Linked DNA regions of Homo sapiens: region 1 is linked to region 2. The links are chromatin contacts, found by Hi-C or POLR2A ChIA-PET in ENCODE. All regions are on one chromosome and are shown on one strand. The core of a region is the stretch at or near the end of the contact, and the rest is flanking DNA. Distances in the headings are between cores, read along the strand shown.

The links. A loop is a pair of places that touch in the nucleus more often than their neighbours do. ChIA-PET counts read pairs that join two places held with the same protein, here RNA polymerase II (POLR2A). Pooled maps may share reads with other maps.
Region 1: a loop to region 2 is called in a pooled map, with 4 times the contacts of the local background. The contact joins two enhancer-like sites. A Hi-C loop is called at or near these places in 1 of 37 single-sample maps with no recorded cell type and 2 of 50 pooled maps. POLR2A ChIA-PET finds 5 or more read pairs at or near these places in 1 of 52 experiments (activated T-cell).

Annotation. Positions count from the first base shown.
Region 1 is chr12:47,266,373-47,271,994 of GRCh38, reverse strand. No RefSeq gene overlaps it. Among named protein-coding and RNA genes, the nearest start is that of PCED1B-AS1, 53 kb to the right of the region's middle. RefSeq lists enhancers at 1-1,199, 3,540-3,589. Within about 2 kb of position 2,919, at least 3 of the 41 ENCODE cell types and tissues checked have a DNase peak (open chromatin) inside an H3K27ac peak, as active enhancers do.
Region 2 is chr12:46,388,150-46,393,951 of GRCh38, reverse strand. The region is part of intron 2 of SLC38A4-AS1 (SLC38A4 antisense RNA 1); the gene reads right to left. Among named protein-coding and RNA genes, the nearest start is that of SLC38A4-AS1, 7.4 kb to the right of the region's middle. Within about 2 kb of position 3,496, at least 8 of the 41 ENCODE cell types and tissues checked have a DNase peak (open chromatin) inside an H3K27ac peak, as active enhancers do.

The sequences.
Region 1 (5,622 bases), core at 1,670-4,169, 880 kb before region 2:
TGGACATACTCTTTGCCATATGTCGGGAATTATGGAGAGATTCTTTATCATCCCATTATACTCAGCTGTTGTTTACTTTTTGTGAATCGAATGTTGACAATTATAGTCTGAGGTTTTTTTTAACAGCATATGCTGAACATGATAAAATATTTAGAACAACTTACTTTGGACTTATAATTATGCTACATCTTTCAGCCCTTTTATGACTAAATTAGAACATTTAGTAATGTTTGGTGACAACTCCCACACTTTGTAAGCACCACAGAAAAAATATAATTTATTTAATTGGTTTTCATTTGGAAGGGAAATAACCCCATTTCAAGCATCTCAGTGTTAGAAAAGACACTGTATATTCCCCACAAAAATACACAGATGCTCATACATTTGGGGAATTAACATATATCTTCCACAAGGAAACTTAGGAAGGTTATTTCATCATTAATTTACAGCCATTCCTTTTACCTACATATTTTTGCAGAATCACTATTAGTCACCTCCTCTTTCCATCACGTATTCTTTACAGAAGCCCTGAACTTCAGACAGAGACGAGGCTGTTAAATTCTTGTGGGTTTCCAGTGCCACCACAGACAGACTAAATGGCATAATTCATTCAGTAAGTATTTAAGGAGTGCCTACCCTATGCCAGGTCTGTGCTGGGCACTGGGATTCTGAGATGAACTAAATATGGTCCTTTCTTCAAAGTGTTCATAACTTAAAGGCAGAGACAAAGAAGAAAATGCACAATTAAAATTCTGTAGAGAAGAGGGGACTCAGAAGGGCATCTAACTTGGCCAGGATGAGAGAATAGGGGTGAAGCAGGGCAACTGAGAAATATTACCAAGAGTAAGTGACTCTTGAGTGGGTAAAGGGGAGAGAGGAGCTTCATGCAGCGATACCCCCCATTCAAAGGCATGAAGGCAGGAGAAGGCTCCCCTGAGTCAGTGGTAGCCATTAGTTCGGGGTTGGGGAAAAGAGGTGAAGAGATTCAGACTAAGAAGTTAGGTACAGAATAGATGGTGCTGGGCTTTGCACTTGAGCTTCACACTGAAGGCAGTAGGGAGCCCATGAAAGATTCTGCATTTTCTCTGGTTTGTGATCCAGGAGGGGTAGACAGGAGCTGGACAGAGGGCAGTCTATGCCAGATAAACCTGGACCAGGATCAAGGCAGAGCATTGCAGAGGAAAGGACAGATATGAGTAGCCATTTAAGGTGAATCAAATATGTTTTGTTTTGTTTGTTTGTTTGTTTGAGACGGAGTCTCGCTCTGTCGCCCAGGCTGGAGTGCAGTGCGTGATCTTGGCTCATTGCAAGCTCTGCCTCCCGGGTTCACGCCATTCTCCCTCCTCAGCCTCCCGAGTAGCTGGGATTACAGGCACCCGCCACCACGCTTGGCTAATTTTGTTTTTGTATTTTTAGTAGAAATGGGGTTTCACTGTGTTAGCCAGGATGTTCTCGATCTCCTGACCTCGTGATCTGCCCGCCTGGGCCTCCCAAAGTGCTGGGATTACAGGCGTGAGCCACCGCGCCTGGCCGATCAAATATGTTTTAAATGTAGATAATCTTACTTGCAGGGAAGCCCAGGCAGAAAAACTGGAGAAAAGAAAAACATGCCTCATTCCCTTCCTATGACATCCTGTTGTGTCTGAGCTTTATTACTACAAGGTGGGGACACAGACTTTTCTAATGATAGTGGGCTATTTAGCACTTAACTTTAATCAGACCTGGTGCTGAGGCACTTTACATGGAAGGGGATCAGAATATGCCACCCCAAAATATGCCACTTTAGTGTAAGGATTATTTTCAGCTGGAAGCAATTGAGAATCAACAGATGCAGAAAGAGTTCTTTCCTCTCCCCTTATCTGACTAAAAGCAGGGCACAAATTTGCCTTTGTGAAGGTGTTTCCTCTGTGCCAGTAAGGGAAGAACAACCCATCACCAGAGTCTAACCACTTCTTTGAGTTTCACTCCTTTTTTGTGAACTCCTGTGCATGTAAATATTAATAAAAATTTTGTGTCTGCTCTTTTGTTAGTCTGTCTTTTGTTAGGTTAATTTGCACGCCCCCAGCAAAAGAAGAGAGTAGAGGAAAAATTTTTCCTCCCCAACAACATACATCATCTCACTGAACCCTTATCCCTCTTAGTGCGGAAGGTACATACCCCATTTTTTAGATCCAAAAACAAAACTAAGGGATGTTAAGGGGCTGGTCCAAGGTCACGTAGCTAACAGGTGGCAGAGCTGGGATTTGTACCCATGCCTACACGACCACACAGCCTGAACATCCAGCAACTATCCTGCAATTCCAGTGTGTAGGAAACACAGTCTAACAGAGTTAGCAGACAGGGATTGGAGCAGCGTAAAATCCATATTCTAATTCTAGCCCCATTACTATCAACAAAATATTAATCATGTAAATATTTGTGTTGTTCTTTATAGTTCTGATAATAAAGTCATTGCTTCAGTGGTATGACCTTGAGTAAATCGTGTAACCCATCTGTGTCTTAATGTTTTCCCATGAATCAGCACATGGCTTTTAAATTCTTACTATGTTTTAAGTCCTATTCTAATTGGAAGACTGTAATCTTTTATTTTGTTTGAAATAAAATAGCAATGATTTTCACCCTCTTTGTGAGCCCACAAACAAAACAGTAGATATTTAAATTCTGTGGTTACAAGAAAATAAAACAGAAAGAAGTCCTTTCAGTTCTGCTAAATGCAAAATGAACATATATGCAGGCCAGGTGGGGAAGAGATGGGCTGCATTTTTGTCTTGGGCATTAACCAATGTAACTAAGTGGTCAATTGCTATAATTTGAAACAGGAAGGGAAGCAGAAGAACTCCTGTTGATGCTGTTATTTTAAGTAGGTGCATGGTCTATCCTTATCTGGGTAACTTGACTGTCTCAGGCTTGACTAAGCTGCAAGTTCCAAGTTGGTCATATTAACACTGTTTACCTAATCTCAAAGCTCTGAGTGGTCACCGAGGGAGTCCCTAGGAGAGTCATTGTTGATAGAGAGGGTGAGGAGGGAGTAAACTGTAGTTCCCCAGGCTTTTGGACAAGGCTTTTGTTGAGGGGATTCAGAGAATGGTGGGAGCAGAAGAGAGCCAGTGGAATGGAGACAGAGCTGAGGTGGGGAAGAAAGATGGAGCAAGACATAGCAGCTGCTGGCCAGGCACGGTAGCTCATGACTGTAATCCCAGCACTTTGCGAGGCCAAGGCAGGTGGATCACCTGAGATCAGCAGTCCGAGACCAGCCTGGCCAACATGGTGAAACCCCGTATCTACTAAAAATACAAAAAAACTAGCTGGGCGTGGCGGCGGGCGCCTGTAAACCCAGCTACTTGGGAGGCTGAGACAGGAAGAGGTTGCAGTGAGCCAAGATTGCGCCATTGCACTCCAGCTTGGGCGACAAGAGTGAAACTCCATCGCAAAAAAATAAAACAAACAAACAAAACGACATAGCAGCTGCTGCAGGAGAGAAATTTCAAAAAGTGGTGATGAGACATTTAGAAAGGTTTGGGTGTATGATATGTAAATTTCTCTTTCGTCTACAAACAAAATTGCAACAAAACTCTGCCTGGTTAAATGTTGTGCTGGTTATTTGACTGTTTGCCTCCAGATCCATCCTTTGTGTCTGCTCTGTATGTCTGACTGTTGCAAGCTATGATACCCAGGCTCTCTTGACCACCTGTTTTAGCCTCACTTAACCAGCGAGAGGTACTGTTGGAGATTGGAGGTTGGGAGGAAAGGGGAAGCCAAAGTATTTCTTGTCCTCTTTTTCTGCCATGGGAGGCATATCTGGCAGTAGCTGCCCTCCTCTGTGGCTCCAGCTCTTGCCTGAATATTTCTGTTATAATGCTAGTGTCTATCAAGGGACCCCCAGATCCTTCCTTTGTCTCTCCAGTCTTAAGGGTGGGTGGTGGCTTCCCACTTGCTAATCTTTGGGATGCCTCATCTACCCTAGTGACTATTTTAGCTCCTCTAACACCTTTATAATTAATTCTTCGTATTTAATATCTTCTATTTAATAACCTGATGGGACCCTGATCAATACAGAGGAGACGTACCTTTTTTCCTCTCCTGGTTTCTATAACGAGGGAGTTCTCCAAGCACATGTTTTGTTTCCCTTAGCCCTTTTATTCATCCCACCCCTAGGGCTCTGGAGTGAGTAATTGGATGGTAATTTTGGAAGAATCGCTGAGCATGTTGGGTCAGCTTTGCTGCTTCCTATTAGGAGTGGGCATTCCAAGAATGCACAGTATCTCTCTGTATTGCAAGTCTTGCCTGGGCAGGCCTGCTCTAGCCTAGCAAATGCCTGACTATGGGCAAGTCTGTCTGATTTTAGCCCACTTGACCACCAGACCTAAAACCTAGTCTTCTAGCCTGGCCTCTGCCGGTAACAAAGGTGATCCCCATTTGCTCTACCTTTGTTTTATTTCTTCAACTTGTTCAGGATGCAAGTGAGCAAGAAGAGTGCCATTTATTGTGGCTCCCTCCTTCAGAGACTTTAACATTATTCATCAATTCTTTCGGAACTGGATTTATGATTTTTTAAATATGCTATAGTAACAGAGAAGGCCTAAAGGTAGGGGTGTGTGGACTGAGCTGGTGAGACAATGCTTCCCTCCTTAGCAATTTCTGGGACTCGCCAGTTGATCCCACATGTGTCCATGGATCAGCCCTGCTTATTGCTTACTTCCCAACTGCACTCTGTCTCACCTAACAGGACTACAGTGGTGCCATTGAGCTAGAATATTATTCTCAATGGCCAGATGCTTTAACCAAAATTAATGTCTGCTCATGCAGTTGGAATCCTACCATATGATGTTGCTGTTGGAAGTAAAGGCCTGCTGTACTTCAGTGTCAGTAAGATTGACTTCCAGTTGTTTCCTTATGATTCCTGAAACCACTGTCATCCCTAGCTCCCAAGGCAAGACCTTCCTCCCTCGTGCAGAATTCTTCCATGGTCATCCCCATCATTCTTCCTGTAATCTGGCTGCTTTGGAACCACCTGGCATGATTTGAACACAAGCATACATGTCTAGTCCCCTCAGATGTATGTGGTTCAGATTTTTTCTCCCTAGGAGCGCCTCAGATTCTATATAACTCAGGGGCTCAACGTATATACCAGGGGAGGGTTGTCCCTACACTGCGCTCTCCAGAAGCATCAAGTCTCAGCTATAACCTCGTGTCTATATATATATATATATATAGTATATATATTTTGTTTTTTTGAGACAGAGTTTCACTCTTGTTGCCCAAGCTGGAGTGCGATGGCGCAATCTCAGCTCACTGCAACCTCCACCTCCCAGGTTCAAGCGATTCTCCTGCATCAGCCTCCCAAGTAGCTGGGATTACAGGCACGTGCCACCATGCCCAGCTAATTTTTTTGTATTTTTAGTAGAAATGGAGTTTCACCATGTTAGCCAGGTGGCCAAGATCACGCCATTGCACTCCAGCCTGAGCAACAAAAGTGAAACTCTGTCTCAAAAAAAAAAAAAGGCATATTTCTTCAGTTGTATTTGAATACCACGATGGGGTCAGGATTCTGGGACAAGAAGTAGCCAAACTGAGAAACAGATTAGGACCCTGCTGCCGAGGATGTACTTCAGCCCCAAGCAT
Region 2 (5,802 bases), core at 2,247-4,746:
GCCTTTGCCATCACTGCCCTTCCTTGATTACTATGGCTTCATAATAAGTCTTGAGATCTATTAATGTAAAAACCTGTACCTTGGTCTTCTTCAAAATTATCTTAACTATTTTTGGCCCTTTACTCTTTGTATAGAGTTTAGAACAGGCATGTTGAACTGCTACTATCACCATGGGTCTTTTATACTACAGATTATACAGCTGGATTTTTATATACAAAGGTTAATCAGAAAACACACAATCTGTTACTTGGGGGCTCTGTTAATTGGCTACAAAGTTGTATACACAAATTCTAAAAATGCATGAACTTTGAGCACATTTTATGAATTAAGCATTGTGCAGGGTACCTTGCATATATTAATTTAGATGGTCCTCCCAGAGATGTTGTAAGGTAGATAATATAATCCCAAATTTACAGGTGAAGACACTGAAGATCAGAGAAGTTGTGTGGAATGCCTAAGGAAGGTGTAGTAACCAGCAGTAAATGTTAAGGTAAAGATTCAATTCTAGATCTTTTCAGATTCCAAAGTTCTTGCTCCTTCTATAATATCATTTCAGACTACGCCAAAACCTTCTAGTTTAAAACAATAAACATAATGTGACTACTATTTGTATTGCATTTAGGTACTCTGCATTTAGGGATATTATTTACAAATTGTCATTTGCCCATATAGTGAACAATTCAGTCATTTATTTGAAAGGCATTAAATGCCTATACTATACTAGGCACTGGGTACTCTTAAAAGCAGCTCAAAATTGACCTGAATGTCAACACACTCTGAAAAAAAGTTAGAAAAGGTGAAAATGTCAAATTAGCTGGGGTTCAAGGTTCTCCAATTACTTTGAAAAGCTGCAGATGCACTACCATTAATTTTGCTTGAGGGTTGTTAATTCGTGTGTGTGTGTGTGTGTGTGTGTGTGTGTGTGTGTGTGTGGTCTGAGCTGAAAACCCAAAGAATTTTAAGTCATTTCAAAAGATTCTCTAAGTTAGGACAAATTCACAGGTAGCTACTAATTTAGGTATTTCCCAATTTAGGCCACATCACATGTACTACACTGAGACAGTCACGTGGGAAAGGCTACTCGGCAAAACCCCTACAGGCCTGCACACTGGGGTGGAGCCACAGAAGTCTGCAGGGAGGAGCCTGGCCCCTCCTCTTTCTGGGTGAAACCTGGGATTCAATCTGCAAGGCAGGAAGCCCAGGGGCAAGAAGCACACTCTTTCGCCTTGCTGATAGTCTCCCTTTCCCCTTGTCTTCCTTTTCACCCAATAAAACCCTGCCTTAGTCACCCTTTAAATTGTCTGCGAGCCTAAATTTTCAATGCCCTGTGACAAGAACCCCATCTTCAGCTGAACTAAGGAAAAGTCCCGCAACAACACTACATGTAATTAAGTGAGGAAAGGATGTCTTATAATTTTAGGACTGGTTAATCACATGGAAATTGTGAGGACACGTCTCATTTTTTAATCAATAAAAGGTAAAAAGTCGGGTTCTCTTCCTATATTCTTTGGGTAGCACAGTATGCGGATCTCTGAGCTTTAGTTTCCCAGGTTGCAGAAAAGGAGAAAATTTTAATGTCCATCTCAAAACATCATGATATTAAATGTGTAATGCATTCGAAAAAGTACTTTATAAACTATAATGTATTAAGTGCATGTTACTTACTGTCAGATAAAAATTTAATAATCGAAATAACTGTTTCTAGAGCCTATGTGTGAGCTAAAAAGCAGTTTGTACTCATTTCAGAATGGGAAAGACTCAGGGCAGGGAAAGGAAAATTAAAGATTTCTAAACAAAAATAAATAAGAACAAAACAACACAAGTTATTTCAAGTTTTCTTAAGAATCAGAATAAATATATTTGAGACAATAAAACTTCTCAGTGCCTTTTTACAGGTGGCATCCTCCTTGTAGGGCACAGAACAGTTATTACCTGATCAGCATCTTCCAAAGTTCAGGACCACTGAAACCATAATAGAAGAATCTTGGGAGCTAATGTCAAAGAATCATTTTTTGCTATGCTTGATTTAAGTCCAAACTTTAATGTGATTTTAATCTATTGCATATCCAATGAGGAATTTAACTGTGATAATACTGAAAAGAAATATTGGATGAGAAACAAGACAGGCCAAAACCCACAAATCTCCTGGGGCCACTCCTGACATGATTCTATGTCAATAGACTGGTTTTTAGCCAGAGGCTTTTCCGAGCATTCTGTCTTTCAGTTACAGATTGCAAACCATTGGAAATAAAATGCATCATCTTAAATTGCAAGAGCACATAGAAAAAAAGTAGCAACAGCATTACAGAAATATGATTTATAGCTAAAAGGGTGTGATATTCTGATGCCTTTCTCCTTGCTTTTAGACTCCTGTAAGGTTCAGCAGGACCTTAACCCTAAATTAAGTGGCTTCATAAAACCTCTGATAGAAAACAGTCTTGGACTGTCAGCAGGATGTTTGTGGATTATCTTAAGTAATAATTAACAATCAACCATTGGATTCAATGACAAAAAATACTGAACCATCTCTTCCCCAGTTCCAGCTATTGAAGTAGACTATGACTGAAAAACAAAAATAAACAACATATTTCCTGAGCTGAAGAACAGAAAGTAAAATTCAAAAACCTGTCTTCATGGCTACCACCTTCAATGTGCCATTTGTGTACTGTACCATGTCCTGGGGGGAGCGGGTGGTTAGGGCTGAAATCCAGCCTGTACTCCACTTATCAGGCCCTGCACCCTGGGATGGGGCTGTGTCAGCCAGAAGGAAGAGAGGTCTTCTAAGCAAAACGCTCCATGAGTCTGAAATGCTGCAACAGCACAAGGCTAATTGTCACAAAACCATTGTATAGACTAGCGGGCCCAGCCTGGCTGGCTCAATAGTGACTCTCTAAATGACTTATGGAAAATCACAACTTTTTCATTTCCTGCAAAGGAAGCCCTTCACATTGTTAAACTACCAATGTTTGTCAATCCACACAAAGACTACCATCCATCTCCTGCTGACGGGTAACATCAAGGGTCTTTCTCTCAAAATAGAAATAATAGAAACAATTGTTATACAGCAAGGTCCTGGCCTTTCTTTAATCAATGGCATTCACTCTGCCACACTTTCCTCACCTTCTTGTCCTCTAGCTTTAGCCACAGCTGGATGGAAGCTCTAGAAAACTTTTCACAAGATAGGATTAATCCCAAAGATCATTTTTCTTTTAAATTTAACTAGCTGTTTGCTGCTTCAGCCATCACTTGATGTTAGCCTCTCTGACATGACAAAGACAAAATTTGAGATTTGTTTGTTTGTTTAAGCTAACACTTGAGAAGTACTTAACATATGCCAGGCATGGTTCTAAGTGCTTCCTTTACAAGTTCAGACTTAACTAAATCTTCATGAGTTATTATTTATCTTTCACATTCATGAAATTAAAGCACACAGCTAGTAAAAAGCAGAAGCGAAATGAAACCAAACAGTCTGGATCCAGAGTCCATCATACCCAGACTGCTTTGCTGTAGGTACTGCCCTACAGCACAACAGGTACCTCTGAACAGTATGTTTGCCAATATTCCCATTTAGTGTATAATGCCCTAGGTTACAGCCTTTGGCAAATAAATGGTGTTGTCCTTGATGCCAGATATCATACCTAAATTTTTAAAAATTTACTGTAGAGCAAAATAAAATCAAAAGAGCATACTAAGATGCAATATTCTCAAGTAAGACCAGCTAAGAAGGCTTCCATTGTATTCAGCAGAAAACATAATTTCTGCAGACAAATTTAAAATATTTGAAAGCAAAATGAAATGTTCACCTTTAGCTCTCCACCTTCTAGGGCCAAGTGATGCAAAAATTCCATATTCCTAACAATAATATGAATTATCAAGGAAAACATTCATCATCTTTTCTCTTTAACTCTTTTTTGTAAATTTAAGTTACAAAGCAAAAAATTTCAAATCTTGGTTTTTTAAACAAGGGAGGGAGCCTTTTAACCAGGACTTACTCATGAAATTTATGCTTCAGAATCACAATGACTATCACTGCAGCTTCATTAATAAGAAGAAACTAGAATACTACTTCTTAGATATATATCTTCCTAATGTTTCTAAATGAAATTTCCGGGACAAAGGAACCTAATGATCATTAAACCAGTACTTCAGATGAACTTCTAATCATTGTCAAAGGCAAGTCTGTGTGAAAATACATATATGTGTCTATAAATATGTATGTTTCATATGGTTATAATGGGTATCCTCTAACATGAAACATACTGCAAATTATAGTCGACTTAGAATCAACTTTATGAAGTAACTAGGAATGACTAGTTAATTAACTAACTCTGGCTTCCCCAAAATTCTGAAAGTAGATTTTTAGCCTAATGGGTTAAAAACATAAGTACTAGGTACTTACTGAGAGCACATCTGGAATCACTTTATCTTGAAACTGTTGTATAATGAGGTGCTAACATAACCAACTATGGCTTGCCCCCCACTGAAATGTGTGTGTGTGTGTGTGTGTGTGTGTGTGTCCTGGACTTAACCCTCTTCCAGTAGCAAGTTCAAATTCCAGAACAGTTTGTCCAAGGATCATGTTGGCAGGAATGTGCTTGTCTTGGAAACTTGTGGACCAAAATATGTTCATCCTTAAGAAAAGCACATCCTGCAGATAACAGTGACTGGCCAATCAGTGTTGTCACGTCACAGAACTGTGGGTTCTCATTTTCTTGCCCTCTTTCCAATATCCAGCCCATATTCAGCACTGCTTGTGTAACAAAAGGCAATAAGGAAGAAGTTGTAACAAATCCTAACAGCAAACAGACCAAGACTTGGGGAGTTGCAATCTGGGAAGCTGAGGGTCAATATTTCATAGTGTCATTGATGAAGCCTGTGAATTTACCACAGATTTTACGGTTGTCAGTTCACAAACTTTCTGGTGAAAACAGACTTCTATAATAATAATAATTGGATTGACTAATTTCCATGACAGGACATGAGTAGAATGAAGAGGCAGATGATCTGGGTTCTACCTCCAATCCAGCCACTAATCAGCAATTCAACCAGCAATAAGTCATTTTCCTGTCTGGCCTCAGATGCATTCATCCATAAAAAAAGAACTGTCAGATAATCTCTAAAATCCTTTCCAGTTTACATATATTTTATGACAAAGTTTTTTACCTAACCTCAAATATGTGTGTGTATGCTCATACACACACACACCCACACAGAGAGAGAATGAATCCAGACAATCTATCGAAGATTAAACCAGGCATGAAAATCCAGATGCTGCTGTACACTTTACAGACGATTCTTTAGTTATCATTTCTTCCTCATACAAGAGTGTGAGGGGCTCACTGAGACAGGTCTTGAGTTCCCCTCACTTGTACCTTTTAGTCTCTCTCATTTCCTCTTTTCTTAACCACTGTCACACCAAAAGAGGTACAGTATGGTGCATAAGTTTGCAAAACTATAAAATGATACCATTCTTTGATTCTTCATTCTTCGATGCCATTCTCAACCTTTTGCACTTGGAGAAACATAGCTATTTTCACTTTTAAATGTCATTTATATTAGCATATTGTGAGTTGGTTATTACTTTTAAATACATTGACTATCTTTTAAGTTTTTAGTCTTAATTTCTACTATAAATATCAACACATATAGTCCACATAAACAAAACTCTTTGTGGTCCTCAATACTTTTTAAGACTGCAAGGGGGTCCTGAGACCAAAAGTTTGAGAATTGCTAATGTAGTAGTTAAGAGGACAAACTCCAGATCCAGCTGCCTGAGTTAAAATGTCACTTCTATCACTTAAC